Regions from separate parts of the Homo sapiens genome. Here region 2 is linked to region 1. Evidence: chromatin loops called from intact Hi-C (ENCODE). Cell type or tissue: B cell. All regions are shown on one strand.

Region 1 (5,000 bases):
ATTGTAGACCTAAATGTAAAATGGAACACTATAAAACTCCTGGAAGACAACACAGGAGAAAACCTAACTGATCTTGGGAATGGCAATGACTTTAGGGCAATACCAATAGCATAATCTGTGAAAAATATAATTGATAAGCTGGACTTCATTAAAATTTAAAACTTCTGCTCTTCAAAAGAAGAATGAGAAGACAAGCCACAGACTAGGAGAAAATATTATAAAAGACGTATCTGATAGAGGACTGTTATCTACAATATACCCAGAACTCTTAAATCACAACAAGAAAATAACACAATGTAAAAATGGGCAAAATACCTGAATGAACACTTCATCAAAGAAGATATACACATGGCAAGTAAGTATATGAAAAGATGTTCAATATCATATGTCATTAGGGAATTGCATATTAAAACAATAAGATACTACTACACACTTACTTGAACGGCAAAATACTGACACCACAAAACGCTGACAAGGATGTGGAGCAACAGAAACCCTCATTCACTGCTGTGGGAATGCAAAATGATGCAGCCACTTTGAAAGGCAGTTTGGTAGTTTCTCCCAAAACTAAATATACCATCCAATCCAGCAGTTGCACTCCTTGGTATTTACCCAGATGAATTGAAAACTCATGTCTACACAAAAATCTGCACATGATGTATAGCGGCTTTATTCATAATTACCCAAACTTGGAGGCCACCAAGATGTCTTTCAGTAGGTGAATGGATAAACCGCAGCACATCCAGACGATGGAATATTATTATTCAGCACAAAAAAGAAATGAGCTATCAAGCCATGAAAAGACATGGAAGAACTTTAAGTGCATAAGTGAAAGAATCCGATGTGAAAAGGCTGCATACTGTATGATTCCAACTATATGGGATTCTGGAAAAGGCAAAACTATGGAGACAGTAAAAGGAGCAGTGGTTGCCAGTGGTTAGGGGACTGAGAAGGATAAATAGGCAGAGGACAGAGGATTTTCAGGGCAGTGAAACTATCGTGTATGATACCATAATGGTGGATACATGTCATTACATATATGTCAAAACCCACAGAATGTGCAACACCGAGAGTAAACTCTAATGTAAACTATGGACTCTGGGTGATAATGATGTGTCAAAGTTGGGTAATCAATTGTTACCAAATGTACCACTGTAGCACAAGATGTCCATGAGGGGACAAGTTGTGTATGTGCCTGTGTGTACAGGGGATATATGGGAACTCTGTACTTTCTGTTCAGTTTTGCCCTGAACCAAAAACTGCTCTATAAGTGTTCATTAATAACAGTAATTTTAAAAGACAAGGACCCCTTCTGACCTAGGGAATCTCTGGTGATGGAGGGGGAAGGGTGAAGCAGTCCCCTAGAAAGTGTAGATTTTACAAAGTTCTTCAACTGATTTTGTAGAGCTAGGTTTGGAACTGCTACCCTACTCTATGCTATTCGCCCAAGTAGTGGTTCCCAAACCAGGTGTCAGGCTTCAAGGCTGTGCAATATTCCTCATTACACGGTCTTGGCCCTAAACGCATGCTTTCCCGTCTCCCCACAAATCAAGACTCTAAAATGCCAGGGGTAGAAGAGCGGCACTTTCCTGTGTACTGAGTATGGGGGAAGGGAGAGCAGTCAAGCACGGACTGGCTGATTTTAACCCCCAAAAGGGCTGAAGCTGATACGCTTTGAAGATCGACCACGGCAGGAATATCTTGTTTTCTTTAATCCATCAGGGGGTTGTCGCACTTATTAAGTCCCACAGCTGCAGTTTAGCACGGAGGGGCTGTCACGTCACCAGGCCTCCCTGAAAGTCCTCCGCTCCAGCTCTGCGATTGGCGCTGGGGTAACAGGAGGGGAAGCGGGTGCTTTTCATCGAGCCTGCAAGAGGGGGGCCCAGGCATCGAGGCTGGGGAGTCGTGGGTAGAGCCCCGATTCCAGCCAAGACGCCACAGGACATAAGTAAGCGTGGAGGGCAAAATGACTACCCAAGCGCAATTCTGTAAGGCCGAAGGGACGTTCTTCCAACCTCTTAAATTTCCCGGGTGCCACGCCCCTCAATTGACGGCCCTGGATTCCAAGGTGTCGCGCCGGAAGTGACCTCACGGTGGTGGCGTGGAGACGTGGGGGCGCTTCCGGCAGCGGCGGCGGTGGTGAAGGCCGATGCTGTGGGGGTGGGCGTGGAGAGAATTCTTCTGTGGGTCCTCTGGTGTTGAGTGGTCGGCTTGGTGTGGTGTGCGGAGGAGCTCCAGGCCCGTCGGCGCGGAGGTGGGAGCGAAGGGAGGCTACTGGTTTGTGGACGGTCGTGGGAGGGGGCTGCCGGGGTTGCTTTAGGCTTCAGAGTTCCAGGCCTCGTAGACCTTTATAGAGGCAGGCAGGCAGGCAAGAGCTGGGGGCTTCATCGGATGAGCAGGGGACCACGTACTACGGGCGGCCCCAGGAGTTTGGTTTGAGGTGGAAGGCTGAGGACTGCAGGATTCTAAATAGTATGGGGATTGTGTGGGGAGTGAGGCATTAGCTGCTTGGGCCCTTAGTCCAGCCTTGTTGGTGGCTGCTGCAGTTCTTTGGCTCACTCACTCTGTTCTTCGTGCCTCAGTTTCCCTTTGCATAATGAGATACGGTGGCAGAGAAGAACGCCAGTGCCACATCCATGACTGATAGCTTGAGGACGGAGATGAACTGGAGGGTAGAAAAAGAGGATGCCTGAGAAATTTATACCTACCAGGTCACATCTTCGAATCCCAGGAAGTTATCCCTGGATTCATTTCTGCCTTTGATGCAAGTCTGTGGTTCTTTTCAGTACACTTTGTGTGATATTGATTGTATGTATCAATACTTGACTTGCTGAGTGGTTAAAGTGTTTTGGTTTGTGGGAGGCATAGTCCTTGTTGGCTTGGTCAGTTAATTTTCAGTTAATCTCCCAATAGCAATTGCTTCGCCTAACTCTTCAATTGGGAGATTAGTTGAAAATCAACTGACCAAGCCAACAGTCTTCTCCTGTGGTTACAGGTGAGGAACTCGCGACCCAGAATGGTTTTTCTTCTCTTCCTTCGCCACAGACCAAACCGATTTCAGTCTGCTGTCTCAAATACAGGTCTTCACCCCACCAAAACAGAAATGGCTGTCTCCAAGCAGTTTAGTATTTCAACTGGACACCCAGATGGATCCTAATCTTTTTTTTTTTTTTTAATGAATGGCAGATTACGTGTACTGAGCACAAAATCCTCTTAGCTAGTTTCTCTGTATGATGTAAAAACATGACATTTTGTTTATTACCAATTTCTTGGTAGAGCCTCCTTGGCATAGGGCTGTGGGGCTAGAAAAGTGTCTCAAAATTTTTTACCTGTGACCCACAGTTAGATATATTATACATCATGACTTATTGTGCCCCTGCACACTCAGTGTGTACACACACACACACACCAATGAAAAGTTTACTTACCCTTTCTACAGAAGATGCACTCTAAAAAAATATTGGTTGCAACTCACTAAATTGAGTCTGACCCCTAATAGGTCATGACGTATAGTTTGAAAAATATTAAGGCCGGGCACTGTGGCTCACGCCAGTAATCCCAGCACTTTGGGATGCTGAGGCGGGTGGATCACCTGAGGTCAGGAGTTGGAGACCAGTCTGGGCAACGTGGTGAAACCCCGTATGTACTAAAAATACAAAACTTAGCTGGGTGGTGGTGGGTGCCTATAATCCCAGCTATTTGGGAGGCTGAGGCAGGAGAAACGCTTGAACCTGGGAGGGAGAGGTTGCAGTGAGCCAAGATATGCTACTGCACTCCAGCCTGGGCAACAAGAACTAAACTTCTCAAAAAAAGAAAAGAAAAGAAAAATATTAGACTAGGGCCGAGTGCAGTGGTGGGAGGATTGCTTAAGGCCAGCCTGGGCAACATAGCAAGACTCTGTCTAAGAAAAACAACATTAGAAAATGTTTAAAATCCTTGCCATTTGTGAGATTCTGTAATTAATACAAAATGGAAGATGTATCATTTTTCTTTTCTTATCCAGAGAAGGGCTTACTAGAGTTCTCCTAAATTCAGCCAGAACAACAGGACAGGACATCCAAATTGTGGCTCAAAGGAGTGTAGTGACCATAATGATAGTGTGTCAGAATTTTAGCAAGGCATTTATGAAGTTTTTGTTTTTTTTTTTGAGATGGAGTCTCACTCCATTGCCCAGGTTGGACGGAGTGCAGTGGTGCAATTTCTGCTCACTGTAACCTCTGCCTCCTGGTTCAAGCGATTCTCCTGCCTCAGCCTCCCAAGTACCTGGGACTACAAGCATGCACCACCACGCCTGGCTAATTTTTGTATTTTCAGTAGAGATGGGGTTTCACCATGTTGGCCGGGCTGGTCTCGAACTCCCGACCTCAGGTGATCCACTCACCTCAGCCTCCCAAAGTGCTGGGATTACAGGTGTGAGCCACCGCGCCTGGTCTTACTGAGTCTTACTATAACTGAGTGGGCGAGATGGAGGAATTTGCCAGATTGTGGTAGTTAGATGGAGTCATGAGTTTGAAAATCTATGTATGGAGAGGTTTGATTTGTGGACACTACTTACAGCTGGAATTCCGGTGATCTAAACTGGGGTTTCATCACTTTCTTTATATACTTCATGTATTTGAGACCTTATCTAGAAGGTTTGCTTATTGGATTTGGTGCCTTTGTGAAGTAAAGAAAGAGTCATTTGGTTGGTGATTGCCAGAATGGGAAAAGATCTCAATATAATTTGCTCAGTGCTGTTTAATGAAATGAAGGAAGCATGTATAAATGTGAGAAATTGCGCTTGGGTCCAAACAAAATCAACTATACCTATTAGGGGAGGGTGGAGATGTGACCTCACAGGAGTTCTATAATAAAAAGATGTGATGTTTTAATCACCAATCAGTGGTGTGGTTAAGAAGGCTGTGAGAAGAACCGATGTGACCTGCATTAGTATATTGTATCAGGAAAATGCAAAATCTAGAATGAGAAAGGTTGCATCACTGGTAGGCTTGTACCTGGAA
Region 2 (5,000 bases), 190 kb before region 1:
CAGGTACACCAGTGCCACCTAGCCCCTGCTGTCCACCCTCCCCAGTTGCAGGATGGCAGTGACTACCTACCTCTGGCAAGGAGCCCAGTCAAAGCATGTTGCAGAAACTTGGGGCTCAGCCAACCCAGGGCAGGGGCAAATCAGGGGCAACCCCGGGGCAAATCAGGGAAAAGCTGGGGCAGACTTTAAGAGGCTTGGCCTGTGAATCAGGAAACCCAAATACCAGACCAAGCTCTGACACTAACAAGCTGTGTGGCTTTGGTAAATCCCTCCCTTCTCTGGGTCTTACTTTGTGTATCTAGAAATAAGGAGTTTTGGCTGGGCATGGTGGCTCACGCCTGTAATCCCAGCACTTTGGGAGGCTGAGGCGAGCGGATTACGAGGGCAGGAGTTCAAGACCAGCCTGGCCAACATGGTGAAACCCCATCTCTACTAAAAATACAAAAATTAGCTGGGTGTGGTGGCGCGTGCCTGTAGTCCCAGCTATTTGCGAGGCTGAAGCAGAAGAATTGCTTGAATTGGGAGGAGGAGGTTGCAGTGAGCCGAGATCGCGCCACTGCACTCCAGCCTGGGCGACAGAGCAAGACTCAAGTCTCAGAAAAAAAAAAAAAGGAGTTTTGATCCACAGTTGCTTAGGATGGGACTCCGGCTTGTGTAGGGAGACTCCATGGGGGTGGGGCTGAGGGTACCTGCCCTGCCTTGCAAGTTGAACTCTTCCTGAAAGCAGATGAGTAAATGGCAGATATGAATAGACATGGGTTGGATGAGGGAAGACCAGGAACAAGCCCCTTGGAATGAGCTTAGAGAAACTCCCCTGGCACAGGCCGGTGAGCTGTTTGCTTAGACTTAGTTGCTGCATGTGTCACTACCATCTGGCTTTGCAGAGCTAAATTGGGAGTTGTCAGCCTGGATTTGGCCTTGGGCAGGAGCCTGGCATGGGTGGGGTAAAAGTGGCAGTAAAAGTCACGGGAGGGCCTTAGCATAAGCCCTTCTGTACCCTGACCTCTGCACCGCACTCTGTCCTTTACCTTGTTAGGGTGTGCCTGGATGGACAGGGGTGTTTCAACTGAGAGCACTTTGAAGAGGAAGGGCAGGTTGCCATTAAAGGTGTCCTTGACCTTTGAGCCCAAGCTGTCCTGGTTCTCAGCAATCCACTGGCTTAGGGTCTTCTGTGAGATGCGGTTGTCAAGGATCTTGGCATCCCCTCGGGGGTGAGTCCCCATCCACAACTGGAAAGACAGGAAACTTGGGAGGGGAAGGGGGAAGAAACCTGCCACCCTGAGTTGGCCTGTCCCAATCCGTTATGCTGTGCTCCCCACAGGGCAACTGAGTCCTGGGAAAGGCCTCCCAGGTCTGGATACAAATGTTCATGCCATCATGGACATACAGGGAGGCAGTAGACCCAGGCCCTTGTCCAGACTCGGCCTCTAGCCATCTATGAAGACTTGGACTAGTTATTTCCCTTCTTTAGATGTATCTTCTTTGTCTGTCCAAAGAGGAGAATGACATCTGCACTGTCAAGGTAGCAGAAAAACTATGACTCTTAAATGATTCTTTCAGGGGTTAACATACATCTTCCAGTTTCAGAAGCAGAGGCGAAAGCCTTCCTATGCTTTGGCTTTTTCTCCACTAAATAGGCAGGAGAAATATTTTAGGTTAATAAAAATGCAAAAAAATAGTCAAAGTAAAAAAACTTAATTGTCAAAGAGGGCTGAATTAAAATTCACTAAGTGCTAAGAGTGGTTGGGGGAAGGAGAGTGCTGGAAATCCCAGCCTATTATGACAAAACCTCTCTTCTTTTTGATAACACTATCTAGTCCATTAGCCTGAAGAGCCAAGTGGGTCTCCTCCCTCCTTGCTGCCTCACCCTTCCCAGCTGATTCTTATGACTTGCCTCAGGCCCTTTCTCCTGACCTGCGGGTAAAGTGGGCTGAAATACAGCCCGGGGCTCACCTCTGCATAAGGCTTGTCCTCTGCGATCTGGGCCAGTGGATCACTGCTGGCCAACAGCCGCGCCACTTCGCTGTTGGAACCCATCTTCCCCCAGGCATACTGCTGCACCGCACAGGAAAGTGGGAATACTAGGGGCACAGACAGGGTCAGCTGCCACTCCACTCCTCAGGCCCCACCCTAGTGTCCCGGGAAACCAGGCAAGAGCTGGGGGTGCTCACTGGGGACAGAGTCAAATAAGGGTTTTGTAGGCTGTTGGATGAGACCCCCCTCCGCTGCAGGCCTCGATGTTCCCAACTGTCAGATGGGCAGCAGTAAGGACCTTGTGCTGATCTGAGGCAGGGTGGCGGGGAGGGAGCAGAAGGTACCTATCCCACGGCACGACGTCTAGAAGGGCCCCCTCCCCTCGGAGGTCAATCCCCATCGCAGGTGGCCACACCTCTGCCCGGCACCCACCCATCTTTCCGCGGAATGCCAGGAGCGGACTCAACCTGGCCGATAATGCCGGGAGTCGTCCCCAGGACGCGCTCCACGAACACACTCGCCGACACCCCAGCCAATGGCTCACCTCGCGGAGCGGCCATGCTCGCCCCCTGCACCAGGATTAAGCACGTATGCCTTTCCCGGCAGCCCCCGCGGCCCTCTGCGCCCAGAGCTTCACGGGAAATGTAGTTCCCTGAGCGTTCCGCCAGGCCCCGGGGCACCCGTGCCCAGAGGCTTACGGCCGCGATCTTCGGTCTCACTATTCATTCATTCTTTCCATCGCCGGGCACAGATGTACTGAAAACCTGCTAAGTACCACGGACTGTTCTAAGGGCTGGAGGATACATCAGAGAGCAAGATAGCCTTCCCTCTGCCTTTGTAGAGCGCTTACATTCTGGTGAAGGCAAGACAGACAAGTATTGTAAGCAAATCATGTAGTATGTTGAAAGGTCAAGGCCACAAAAAGTAAGGGGGCAGGTGGCAGTGGGAGGCAGTTTGCAGAATATAAAAGGCTGTCTGGGCAAGCCTCTTGAGGAGGTGAGGTTTGAGTCCAGACTTGGCGGTGAGGAAGGCAGGAGTGTTCTGCGGGGAGGAAACAGCCACAGCGGAAGCCAGAGCAAGGCGGGAATGTGGGACTGTGCCGGGCGTGTTGGGGAGGGAACTGCTAGCAAGGAGGCCACTGTGGCTGGAGCAGAGTGAGTAAGACAGGGGCAGTGAGGAGGTCAGAGAAGAGAGGAGGGGGGCAGAGCTTTGCAGGCTATTGCTATTGTGAAGACTTTGGGTTTTACTTCGAGTCTCAGCAATTACAGATTTGAGCAAAGAATTGCTGTGATGTGAGTAGGGACATACTAGTGATGATGATGGTAAATGTCACATGCAAGGCCCTTCACTGCTCTGAGCTTTGTAGAATGGGGTGAATAATGCCAGCCTGACATGCTTGTTGGAGGGTCAGATGGGATGACGTGAGACACCTATAAGGCAGTCAGCTCCCTGTGCTCCTCTGATCCTTCCCGTCCCAGGTGCTGTAGAAAGTCAGAACCCCAACTTCTACTCCAGGCTGAGCTGCTTACAAGTTGCACACACAGAAGTCAGGGGAATTACGAAGAGCTGTGCATAGGGAAGGATGGCCTTGGGCCTTGGCTCTGCAGTAATCTTGGCTATATCCTGTGGTGAAAGGCTTTGACATCCAGACCTTCTCAGTCAACAGCCTCCTAGGAGGAGGACAGTCAGTGGCTCAGGCCTGTAATCCTAGCACCTTAGGAGGCAGAGGCAGAAGGATTGCTTGAGGCTAGGAGCACAACAGTCAAAGCTCCGGGGAACCTGGAATGAGGAGTTACAGTCCTGACTCTACCCTCATCACCCCTGCAATACCCTCATTCCCACAGCCTCTACCATATGTGCCCAGGGGAAAGAGCGGGTGCCGTTTTCCCTGTAATCCTCTGCCCAGGTGTGGGTATCTATCTCACCTCCCCTGGGGTCCTCTGGCTCAAATAAATCAGCTTGCATTTTAAAGGAAGCTTTACCATGCACTAAGGAATAATAAAATGGATAATACAAGACTCATGACAGCCCCCCGCCTGGCCAGCCGCCCCGTCCGGGAGGGAGGTGGGGGGGTCAGCCCCCAGCCCGGCCAGCCGCCCCGTCCGGGAGGTGAGGGGCGCCTCTGCCCGGCCGCCCCTACTGGGAAGTGAGGAGCCCCTCTGCCCAGCCAGCTGCCCCGTCCGGGAGGGAGGTAGGGGGGTCAGCCCCCCGCCCGGCCAGCCACCCCGTCCGGGAGGTGAGGGGCGCCTCTGCCCGGCCGCCCCTACTGGGAAGTGAGGAGCCCCTCTGCCCGGCCACCACCCCGTCTGGGAGGTGTACCCAACAGCTCATTGAGAACGGGCCATGATGACAATGGCAGTTCTGTGGAATAGAAAGGGGGGAAAGGTGGGGGAAAGATTGAGAAATCGGATGGTTGCCGTGTCTGTGTAGAAAGAGGTAGACATGGGAGACTTTTCATTTTGTTCTGTACTAAGAAAAATTCTTCTGCCTTGGGATCCTGTTGATCGGTGACCTTACCCCCAACCCTGTGCTCTCTGAAACATGTGCTGTGTCCACTCAGGGTTAATGGATTAAGGGCGGTGCAAGATGTGCTTTGTTAAACAGACGCTTGAAGGCAGCATGCTCGTTAAGAGTCATCACCACTCCCTAATCTCAAGTACCCAGGGACACAAACACTGCGGAAGGCCGCAGGGTCCTCTGCCTAGGAAGACCAGAGACCTTTGTTCACTTGTTTATCTGCTGACCTTCCCTCCACTGTTGTCCTGTGACCCTGCCAAATCCCCCTCTGCGAGAAACACCCAAGAATGATCAATAAAAAAATAAAAAATAAATAAAAAAAAAAAAGACTCATGAAACAACGTACTCAATACCTCGTGCTTTGGAATACCACTCCTTTCCCTCATCTCCACTACCCAAGTGATATGATTTGGCTCTGTGTCCCCACCCAAATCTCATCTTGAATTGTAATCCCCACATGTTGAGGGAGGGACCTGGTGGGAGGTGATTGGATCATGGGGGTGGTTTCC

The links. Peaks named below come from ENCODE experiments on the same cell type or tissue, not always from the same donor. Only the 100,000 strongest peaks of a DNase experiment are listed, where the experiment ranks them.
Region 2: a loop joins it to region 1, with 19 times the contacts of the local background. A loop is called at or near these places in 2 of 110 quality-filtered maps.

Annotation. Positions count from the first base shown.
Region 1 is chr15:74,693,134-74,698,133 of GRCh38, reverse strand. EDC3 (enhancer of mRNA decapping 3) reads left to right here and starts at 2,110. Exons shown (of 7, transcript NM_025083.5): 1 at 2,110-2,254. RefSeq lists an enhancer at 2,061-2,150. In B cell, no CTCF peak of the experiment used is centred here; a DNase peak (open chromatin) is centred at 2,063; H3K4me3 peaks cover 1,834 bases; H3K27ac peaks cover 1,697 bases.
Region 2 is chr15:74,887,608-74,892,607 of GRCh38, reverse strand. MPI (mannose phosphate isomerase) reads right to left here and starts at 2,566. Exons shown (of 8, transcript NM_002435.3): 1 at 2,519-2,566; 2 at 1,954-2,081; 3 at 1,029-1,229. The coding sequence starts at 2,534. RefSeq lists enhancers at 2,240-2,319, 2,117-2,650, 2,440-2,739, 2,900-2,949. In B cell, no CTCF peak of the experiment used is centred here; a DNase peak (open chromatin) is centred at 2,587; H3K4me3 peaks cover 1,465 bases; H3K27ac peaks cover 1,419 bases.